2 separate regions of the Mus musculus genome follow, and region 1 is linked to region 2. Evidence: chromatin loops called from intact Hi-C (ENCODE). Cell type or tissue: left cerebral cortex. All regions are shown on one strand. Links, peaks and the distances in the headings refer to the core of each region. The heading gives the core; the rest is flanking DNA.

Region 1 (5,439 bases), core at 982-4,981, 220 kb after region 2:
TGTTAACTCTTAACTAAACAACTTTAGTCAATGTTTTGCTGTTCGGTGATTTTGAAACTGCTCATTTTTGCTAGTGTCAGGTAGGATCCAGAAATCAAAGGGAACTCGGCAACTCCCATACTTCACTTACCTTGTGATTTTTAGCAGAGCCAAGTTTGGATAGCTTTCCAGTTTTTCTTTTACACAGCATTATGGACACTACAAAAATCTCACTGAAGCACAAAAACCTTGACGTCAGTTCTCTGGGTTCCAAATTTGATGTTAATACCCCTTAAGAGAATCCATTGAATAATCGCATCTAGCAAGAAGTCTGGGTATTGGGGTAACTGAAAACTTTGCAACTATGTTCCAAAGGGAGTGTGGAGATGAGATGGAAGAGAAGAAGAGGAGGAAGGGAAAGGAAAATTATTTTTAGAGTTAGCTTTAGTGTTTACATAATGATCAGAATTATGACACAGAAATTTGTGATTTATTTAACTATTTTTCTGTTTTGGAAATTTAGGACACCCCAAAATCTTACTGTTATTTTAAAAGAACAACATAAGAGGCATCTTTGTACATACTTCTCAGTCTTCATAGTTTTATTTTGTAAATAGTTTATTTTTCATTAATAATTAACACACAGAATTAGGTTTTATTGTGCCAGTTTCAGACAAAATTTATTTTGTTGAATCACCTCACCTTTCTCACCCCCCATACCCTCACCCCCTCCCCACTGTACCTTACACACATCCTCCATCTCCACATTCACCTCCCTGTGCCCTTCCTCTACTTCTGCAACACTTTCTTTCCCTCTTTGTGCACTCTTTTCTGATTCCAGAGCCTACAGTCAAGGAATTCACCCCAACTTACATACGACAGACAGACAGACAGACAGACAGACAGACAGACTTTATAGGCTAGGCTCCACATGTGAGAGATGTGCTGTCTGTCTAAATCTGGAGGGTTTTTTTTTCTAATTCCCATATTCATTCATTTTTCTGTAAGTTATGTGATTTCATTTTTCTTTACAGCTGAATAAATACCATTTATATATGTGCCACGTTTTCCTTATCCATTCATCTGTTGGCTCCATTTGGGCTGGTTCCATTTCTTTGCTATTTTGAATAGAAAACCAATAAATGTGGATGTGCAGGTATCTCTGTGGTAGAATACACACACACACACACACACACACTCACACACACACACATACACACACTCACACACTCAGAAGTATATCTGGATCATAGGGAAGTTCTGTTTTTTTAATTTTTAGAAATGTATACTAATTTATATAATGGCTGTACTAGGTTACATTACCTCAACAGCACTGCTGTCTCTTTTCTTTATCTTAGTAATTGTCACTAGGGGAAGATGGAATCCAAAACGTAGCTTCAATTTTCACTCAGCTGGTAACTAAGAATGCTGAACGCCTTTTTAATCTCTGGTGTCCATATGTGGTCCTACTTTTGCGAACGGTATCTTCCATTCATTGGCTGATTTATTGACTAGCTATTTTGAAGTTTAATTACTGCAGTTCTTTATATATTCTAGACGCCCAGCCCCTGTCTGAGGCATAGCTGGCAAAGACATTCTCCACTCTGCAGGCTGTTGGAGAATGTTGCAGAATGTTCACTCTGTCCTGTCCTCTGTGGACAAAGGGAGGAGCCTCTCTGCCAGGCATTCCGGAGCCCAGTCCTCCGGTTCTTCTCTCCACCACATCCAGATGCTCCAGCTCTGGAATCCCTGGCTCCAATCTCTCTTCCCAGTAATTTTCCAGCACTTTTCACACACTAGACTGTAACTAGACACTGAGGAACCCTACGGCTTCCCAAATCTTACATCCAGGAGTTGTCAGTGGGAAGGGGGGGTCCATAGAAGAGGGCCAGATTCAGCCAGGTTGAAGGGAGGGGGAGGTGTACGGCAGCCCCAAAGGTGCTTGAGGCAAAGCAAAGTCAGCTGAGGTGTGAGCAGTAAAAGGGCTCCAGCAGTATCTTGCTGAAGACCCCGCATTCCTTGGGAACTGCAAAGTCCTAGAATTCCTGCACTAAGGGCCAGTAGGGGCTGGGGGTGGCGATGGGGGCATAAAGGGGTCTCCTGCAGCTAGGCCGAAGCTGGGTTTGTATAATCAAGACAATTTAAACTACTTGCCAGGACAAATACTTGAAGGTGGTCTTGGAATCCTGTGAGGATCTAAGGAAGGGAAACACCTGCCCTCAACACCTATCACGTGAGGACATCAGTAAGCAAAGCTAGTCACTGGGTGAGTCAGTGGACAGACCAGGGATTTGGATGGCTCACCCGTGTCTTGGCGGAACTGGTTCATGGACTGCAGGTCGATGATGTAGGGGGCAATCTGTCTCTCCACCTAGCCCAACACCACGCTGGCCCCGCGCGTGGACCAGCGCAGCACCGCCTTGAAGTGGTGTTTCACAGCAGGGCTGTAGGGACACCAGCCGCCATGATCGGTCAGCCATTCCTACACCACTAGGGTCCAAGGCTGAGGTCTGGAGCATGAAGTGCCCTGAGATGCTCCCTTCCCCGTCCTTGCACACCCGGCCTCGGGCGCCACCGCCTCCCGGGAAGCCTCAGCTGTGGTTCATGGGGGAGTCTGCAGTCGCTTAGGCACCGGGACGCGGACCCGTAGCTGCCCGCCTCCAACTGTGCTCCACCGCCCCTGTCGCTGCCGCTGCTCCGAGGGGTCCAGCGGCTTCATGCAAAAAACCTGACCCTGCACATTCGCCGCCCGCCTTGCAAAGCCACCCAGGGCGCACGGCCCAAGCGCGACGCAGCACCCGCCTCGCACCAGTTGAGCCTCGCTGGAGTTGCATGGTCACGCCCTCCGTCCTCTCTCCGCTGGGAGCCAGGCAACGGCGGTGGCACAGCTCCCTCCCTGGGGCTCCGCTCAGAGGCTTCCAGGTGTCTCCCCTCCCCGGAAGAACGCCAAGGTGAGCTCACGCCCGCGGATACTTCCCGGGTCCCCGGGTGTCCAAAAGCTCGCTTGCCATCCCGGTCCCAGGGGCCAACGCGGGGACTGAGGTTTGCAGCCACTAACTTCCTGTCTGTTTTCAGCTCAGCGCTGGCTGTATCCGCGGCCAGAGCTCCTACACTTGAGTCTCACCAGGGCTTTTGCTCGCACTGACATACACACACTGACGAACACACGCACGCTCAGCCCCACGCCTTCTTCTTCTGGCCTGCTATTACCTCATCCAGGCCTGAATCCTGGAGGTGTGTCAGATATGCAGAAGCCACGCCCTCTGTCAGTTTGCACCAGCATCTTAGAGCTTTCATGCTCTCTGCTGGTCAAACGTCACAGTTGTGACCACTGAAAGTCAGTGCCAAGGGATGCATGCGTTTATGGTATAAACTTTATGCTGTCTATGTAGAAATCAGAGCAGGCTGAAATATTGTACTGCCTTTTGAAAGTCAATATGAAACAAAGAAATAGACTCTTATACTCTGTACCCATTGGATGTTGTATATGTACATACATAAAATGGGTTTAATTAGAACTACCCCCAGACACTAATGACTATCAAATAAAAAGCCTAGTGCCAGGTGTGGGGCCAGGTGTGGGTTACCTTTTAAAGCTGCCCCACACAACCCCTCAAAGCATTACAGGCTATTCCACGGCTCTTGGTTACTGTCCAGAACTTGATAAGGGGTTAATACAGACGTCCCATTTAGGGCTGAGAACTCTGTATTATTCTCAACACTTTGAACAAGTAAGTATGAGTCTCTGTGTTGAATAATACCCATATTTTAAAGAAAGCTTCTGCCTAGGCCTATGGACATAAACATAAATATTGAGAAGGAATTTTGACACAAGACTGTTTAGGAATTAGCAGTGGCATCTTCTACTCTAGGATCTAGGAGCTCCCCAGCCATTGATTTGGAGCCAGTCTTCTAGTGTGGTTGTGCCGTTTCTCCCTTTGACCAAGCAATGTACTCAACATCTAGTCTCCTCATATCCATCACCATCACCATCGTCGTCGTCGTTGTCGTCCTCATCAGCATCATTGTGAGGAGGCACAAACTATAGTGTGTATGTGGAGAGGGAAGGACAACTTTGTAGAGTCAGTTCTTTTTTATCATTATGTGGGTCCTGGGCATTGAACTTGGGTTATTTGGTGTGTGGTAAGCTCTTTTAGCCACTGGGCCATTTTGTGAATCCTATTATCAGTATACTTTTTTTAGCGTTTCTATTAGGGGTGTCATGATATTTCTTGAGCTTTTAATGTGTGTGAACATGCCGTGTGTTAATAATAGTGATGCTTATTTAGTGTTTCCCTATGTGACTTCTTGATTTCTGCATCTTCTTTGTGAAATGTTTGTTCATGTGTTTGGCTACTTTTAAAATGAAGTGAGAACATTAAAAATATCCTCAATGAAAACTTTTGGATACTTGACTTGAAAATATCTTCTATCAAGCTGGAGGCTCTTTTCATCCTTAACAGGGTTTTTGTTTTTTACAACTTTCTGGCTTCCACTTTCTGTATTTAGTGTAAGAATTGCTTGACGGTCTTTTAGATTTGATGACTTTTCTGCTTTTCCTTATAAGGCTTATGATTTTACAATTTATACCTAGATATGTGGTACAATTTAAATTAATTATTATGTGGAAAATGATCCCTCCCTCCCTCCCTCCCTCCCTCCCTCCCTCCCTCCCTCCCTCCCTCCCTCCCTCCTTGCCTTTTCTTTCTGTTGGGACTTTGGGGACTTCTTGCTCCAGTGTGATTTATGAAAAAGTTTCATCTGAATTTCTTTGGTACCTTTGTCAAATACACCTGCAAATATTCCGTGAACCTATCCATTTTCAAAATCTCTCTATTCAATTCTATTTATATATGTGTTCGTCCCCTATCAGTAGTATATACTGTTGATTCACAAACTGTAATAATAAGCTAAGTTGGAATATTATAAGTAGGACACACTCAGAGTAAAAAACATTGTTTTAAATGTCAGATTCCAATTGCTAATTGCTGGTAAATAAGAATTTTTTGTTATTATCTGTTCACTCTACAGTTGCTTCAATTTTCACTCTGGTCTCAATATACATAGATCCCTCCACAACGTGCATGTTGGTAAGATGTTACCTAAGGCTCAGTGGAGTAAGATTACCAGGCTGAGCTGTCATGATTGACATTAGTACTTCATTAAAGATCAAGCCTCTTTGTCCTTCCACCTTCTGTCATCAAAAGATGCAACAAATGGCACTATCTTGGAAGCAGTGAGGTTTACCAGAGACATAAGTCCTTAGATCTTGGATTTCCCAGTCTCCACAGATACAGTAACAAATTTCTACTATTCAAAAATAACCCAGACCAGGGCTAGAGAGATGACAGCTCACAATTGTTTGTAACTCCAGTCCCAATGCATCTGACAACTTCCTCCTGGCTCCATGGCATCAGACACACATGTACTGCACAGACATACATGCAGGCAAAACATCCA
Region 2 (5,439 bases), core at 646-4,645:
AGAATTCTCACCTGAGGAATACCGAATGGCAGAGAAGCACTTGAAAAAATGTTCAACATCCTTAATCATCAGGGAAATGCAAATCAAAACAACCCTGAGATTCCACCTCACACCAGTCAGAATGGCTAAGATCAAAAATTCAGGTGACAGCAGATGCTGGCGAGGATGTGGAGAAAGAGGAACACTCCTCCATTGTTGGTGGGAGTGCAGGCTTGTACAACCACTCTGGAAATCAGTCTGGCGGTTCCTCAGAAAACTGGACATAGTACTACCGGAGGATCCAGCAATACCTCTCCTGGGCATATATCCAGAAGATGCCCCAACAGGTAAGAAGGACACATGCTCCACTATGTTCATAGCAGCCTTATTTATAATAGCCAGAAGCTGGAAAGAACCTAGATGCCCCTCAACAGAGGAATGGATACAGAAAATGTGGTACATCTACACAATGGAGTACTACTCAGCTATTAAAAAGAATGAATTTATGAAATTCCTAGCCAAATGGATGGACCTGGAGGGCATCATCCTGAGTGAGGTAACACATTCACAAAGAAACTCACACAATATGTATTCACTGATAAGTGGATATTAGCCCCAAACCTAGGATACCCAAGATATAACATATAATTTGCTAAACACATGAAACTCAAGGAGAATGAAGACTGAAGTGTGGACACTATGCCCCTCCTTAGATTTGGGAACAAAACACCCATGGAAGGAGTTACAGAGACGGAGTTTGGAGCTGAGATGAAAGGATGGACCATGTAGAGACTGCCATAGCCAGGGATCCACCCCATAATCAGCATCCAAACGCTGACACCATTGCATACACTAGCAAGATTTTATTGAAAGGACGCAGATGTAGCTGTCTCTTGTGAGACTATGCCGGGGCCCAGCAAACACAGAAGTGGATGCTCACAGTCAGCTAATGGATGGATCATAGGGCTCCCAATGGAGGAGCTAGAGAAAGTAGCCAAGGAGCTAAAGGGATCTGCAACCCTATAGGTGGAACAACATTATGAGCTAACCAGTACCCCGGAGCTCTTGACTCTAGCTGCATATATATCAAAAGATGGCCTAGTTGGCCATCACTGGAAAGAGAGGCCCATTGGACTTGCAAACTTTATATGCCCCAGTACAGGGGAATACCAGGGCCAAAAAGGGGGAGTGGGTGGGCAGGGGAGTGGGGGTGGGTGGATATGGGGGACTTTTGGTATAGCATTGGAAATGTAAATGAGTTAAATACCTAATAAAAAATGGAAAAAAAAAAGAGAGAGGGTAGTGAGACTATCTATGGATTGAATTTATTCAAACACAGAAACAAAGCAATTACTATAAATCATTCAAGTCAGTTTAACACACACACACACCACACCACACCACACCACACCACACCACACCACACCTTCTCCCTTCAACATTTCATGTCCTTTTCACCATTGGCTGCTGCTGCCATCTATCTACTTAATGCTTATCTTATCAGATAGATACACTGTCTCTCCACTGCCTCCCCATTAATTTTTTATCAACCATCTAATAGACATTCAATGCTTCACACCCACCTACCCTCACTTTGTCTTCCCAATTTGCATTCTCTATTTCACAGTTAGAAGCCTTATTGTTGAAGTGGGCAGGCTCCCAACACTCTCCTGAACAGTTCAGACAATATCTGTCTAGAGGCCTCTAGTTATTCAACTTTCACTGTCTGGAATAGCCTCATATTATTTTACCATACAAATGCTTATTTCCCTCAAAAATTGATCCTTAAACAAAATTCTTTCCTCTGTTTTATATAATAGAGTTTAGTGTTTGTGAGTTATCTATTCACAAGGTTAATATCTAGAGATAACAAAATAGTTACTAATTTTACATTTGAAAAATAACTAAGTAAAAATATTCTTCACAGATCAAAAACTCAGGTGACAGCAGATGCTGGCGAGGATGTGGAGAAAGAGGAACACTCCTCCATTGTTGGTGGGATTGCAAGCTGGTACAACTACTCTGGAAATCAGTCTGGCGGTTCCTCAGAAAAATGGACATACTACTACCGGAAGATCACATGGTGGGACTTGTGTCTCTAGCTGCATATGTAGCAGAGGATGGCCTAGTCAGTCATCAATGGGAGGAGAGGCCCTTGGTCTTATGAAGGTTCTATGCCCCAGTGCAGGGGAATGACAAGGCCAGGAAGCAGGAGTGGGTGGGTTGGGGAGTAGGGCGGTATGTGTGGGGTTGAATTGGAGGTTTTTCGGAGAGAAAAATAGGAAAGAGGATAACATTTTGAAATGTAAATAAAGAAAATAATTAATAAAAAGGAAAATCCTCAAGACAAACATAAAAAAATATTCTTCACATCTACATCTTTTTGCTTGCATATTCTAAAATACTTCTGGATACATATGTAAGCTGCAGTATATTCTGAAGACCAGCAGGGGGCAGAATGGGACAATCCGAGACATGATATGAAAACGGTTTTACTGTAGATATTTTTGTACTTTTGATTTTTATACAATGTATGTGGATTATTTTTAAAACATACATTGTAAGTTAAATTTTAAATATACCAAGATACACTTTAAATCAACGAGAAAACACAGCATAAATTTCCTAATGATTGTTGTTCTAGCATTGTTAAGTATGCAGTGCAAAGTGTCAATTCACTCAACTTTAGCATAGATGTTAGCTAATTGTAAAGTATTAACCATCAGAGAACCTTGTCTGTGACATGTATTCATCTGATCCTCCAACAGCTATGTGTTGTTACTGAGTGCTAGGGTGCTGAGCAGGATGTGGATAGTTTCATGTCTTGTCCTTGCTCCCCTCTAGCACACACATTTTAAGTCTCCTTTAAACATTTCATACTGATTTCATGGGTATGCATCCTAACTTCCAATCAGATTTAAAATGGCTAGATCTCTGTATTAAGAATTCTAGATCTACTTCCTTGATAAATGCTTAAGGCTCCTTATCTGGTTTCTGCTTTCTGCCAGGATGCATGAGCTTGCCATTTTCACTCTACAGACAAGAACAAAGAGCAGATTTTATCTCCGTATGGGCTCAGAACTTATCCTTCCTACCTTGGCCTCCCTTGCTCCATCACAGCCTGCCCACCGGCCTCTTGTCCTGCTCAGGCATGTGTGTTTAACAACCCTTCTGCATGATCACGCCGTAGGTGCAATCTTTGCCCTTGGGATTTTCTAACTCTTATCATATGTATCGAGGCCTCATCTATTCTTCAAGTGTCCATTCTAACTCCCATCACAACTGCTCTGATAAAATTTGTTTAACCTCTCAAAATCCCTCAGCTTTACTCCACTCATTGGAAAATCACCATCCTTTTCTTCTATAAATACTGCAGAGCTCTATGACTATAACAAGAACAATTCAAGATCCTCCAGATCAAGGCCTATGACATTACACCATGTTATCGTTCGTGCACAAATGAGTTTCTCCACTGAATTAAACATAGTCTAAGAAAGTGAGCACCACCTTAAAATTCCCAAGCAAGGGATGAAGACTGACCACTACTAAGCAACCTTGGTGTCTCTCTGGAACTCAGAAACTTCATAATTCAGACAGTACCCACCTTGGCCTGCATTTCACTCAGGTGGGCCATGAGCTCATCCAACTGAGCAGCTGCTGAGGTTTTGGGAGGCAGGACTGATTCCTTTGGCTCTTGGACCTCACTACAGATAGAATAAGAAAAAGCAAAAAATCAAATAAATATTAAGTCACATATAACATACCAAAGGATGCAATTTTACATATTAATCTATTTGATATGAATCTAAAAACCAGAGACAGGAAATATTTTAAGTATAGCTACTACTCTAAATTTTAAAATAAGGCCTCTCTGTATTGTATATCTGTTTCATTTTGATCCCCTAAATAAATAAATATATGCATGCATACATACATGAATACACACATGCATACATATATAACCTATTCCTTTTCAAGTGTATGAAGAAAAGTATTGGACATGGCTCCAATTAATAGAGTACAAGAAACTTCAGAACAGAGCTGTAAAGCCATAGCATGTATTTTAATAGAGAAATTTAAAATTATAAGTCATAACCAATGGAGAGTTTTAAAGATAACCAAGAAACCTGAATTCCTCTAAAGGTGACTAACAGTCATCAGGTATACAAAAAGGTGCTCAGATTCATTATTCATCAGGAAAATGAAAACCAATATTACTATGAGATAGTCCTTCATACCCATTACAGCCTGAGGCAAATGCTGGCAAAAGTAAGGAGAACTGAAACCACAGTAAACTGCCAGTGGTGTGCAGGTTGGTGTAGTCACCAACAATGAGAAACAATATGAAGGCTTCCGAAGAAATGAAAAATAGAACTCTCATATGACCCAGCAGTCCCTCTCTGCTGTGAAGGAAATGAAACTGGCACATAGTAAAGAAGTCTGTGACCCAATGTTTCTTACAGTGTTATTTACAAGATATGTAAATAACCAAATTATCTGTGGATGAGTAAATTAATTAGGACAGTTAAACTATAATGGATGACATAAACACTGGAATATAATTTGGCCTTAGAGAAGAAGCAGATCAACATAAATGAGCCTAAAGGACATTGTATAAAATTAAATAGAAGTAAAGTATTGCATATTGTACATACATGCTTATATGTAGAATGTAAAAAGATTAAATACATAGAAATATAAAACAAAACAATGGTTTCTAGGAGCAAGAAATGTGAAAGGAAATAAAATGTATGCCAGAGGACCCAAAGTAGTAGATATGTGTTTAGAGATCTAATAATGTACAAGTTGGGGCTTATAGGTAATAAAATTGGACATATTTGAGATTACTACTAGATCTGAAAATGTGCATATTTGCTTCATTACATCACCTTAAGCACATTAACAATAACCTCAGTGTCACCAATAATTAATTCATCAGTGTTGCCTTACGGACAGAAATCAATAAAGCACTTCTCATTGGTGTCATTTAACCAGGAGAGAGCCTAGGTTTGAATTCTCTACTTTGCTCTCCTCATGTCTTCCATCATTCCTAACAAAGTGCATTCACTGTGTATTTCTTTTCTTTTTTTTTAGAATTATTTATTTTATTTTATGTATCTAAGTAGACTGTTGCTGTCTTCAGAGTCACTAGAAGAGGGCATCAACCAGTACAGATGGTTGTGAGCCCCCATGTGGTTGCTGGGATTTGAACTCAGGACCTCTGGAAGAGCAGTCGGTGCTCTTACCCACTGAGCCATCTCGTCAGCCCTGCTGTGTATTTCTTAAGTGGCACAGAAATCACTGAGTGAGGAAAGAATGGGAAATGCTGAACAGAAATCTGCAATAGAGTTTTATAAGGATGAAATCATAACTCAAACTAACCCCAAATGATTCAGATAATAAGCAAACCAATGCTATCCAACAATATCCATATGTTTCATTTAACGTTTTTGTTCTGTT

Evidence for each region. Peaks named below come from ENCODE experiments on the same cell type or tissue, not always from the same donor. Only the 100,000 strongest peaks of a DNase experiment are listed, where the experiment ranks them.
Region 1: a loop joins it to region 2, with 3 times the contacts of the local background. A loop is called at or near these places in 15 of 42 quality-filtered maps.

What each region holds. Positions count from the first base shown.
Region 1 is chr19:12,593,429-12,598,867 of GRCm38, reverse strand. A330040F15Rik (RIKEN cDNA A330040F15 gene) reads left to right here and starts at 2,302. Exons shown (of 2, transcript NR_015503.1): 1 at 2,302-2,930. In left cerebral cortex, for the core only: CTCF peaks have their summits at 2,326 and 3,276 (motif pointing left); DNase peaks (open chromatin) are centred at 1,706, 2,374, 2,840 and 3,194; H3K4me3 peaks cover 2,142 bases; H3K27ac peaks cover 1,772 bases.
Region 2 is chr19:12,817,580-12,823,018 of GRCm38, reverse strand. It overlaps Lpxn (leupaxin), which reads right to left. Exons shown (of 9, transcript NM_134152.4): 4 at 3,584-3,683. Among named protein-coding and RNA genes, the nearest start is that of Lpxn, 22 kb to the right of the region's middle. In left cerebral cortex, for the core only: a CTCF peak has its summit at 2,424 (motif pointing right); a DNase peak (open chromatin) is centred at 2,430.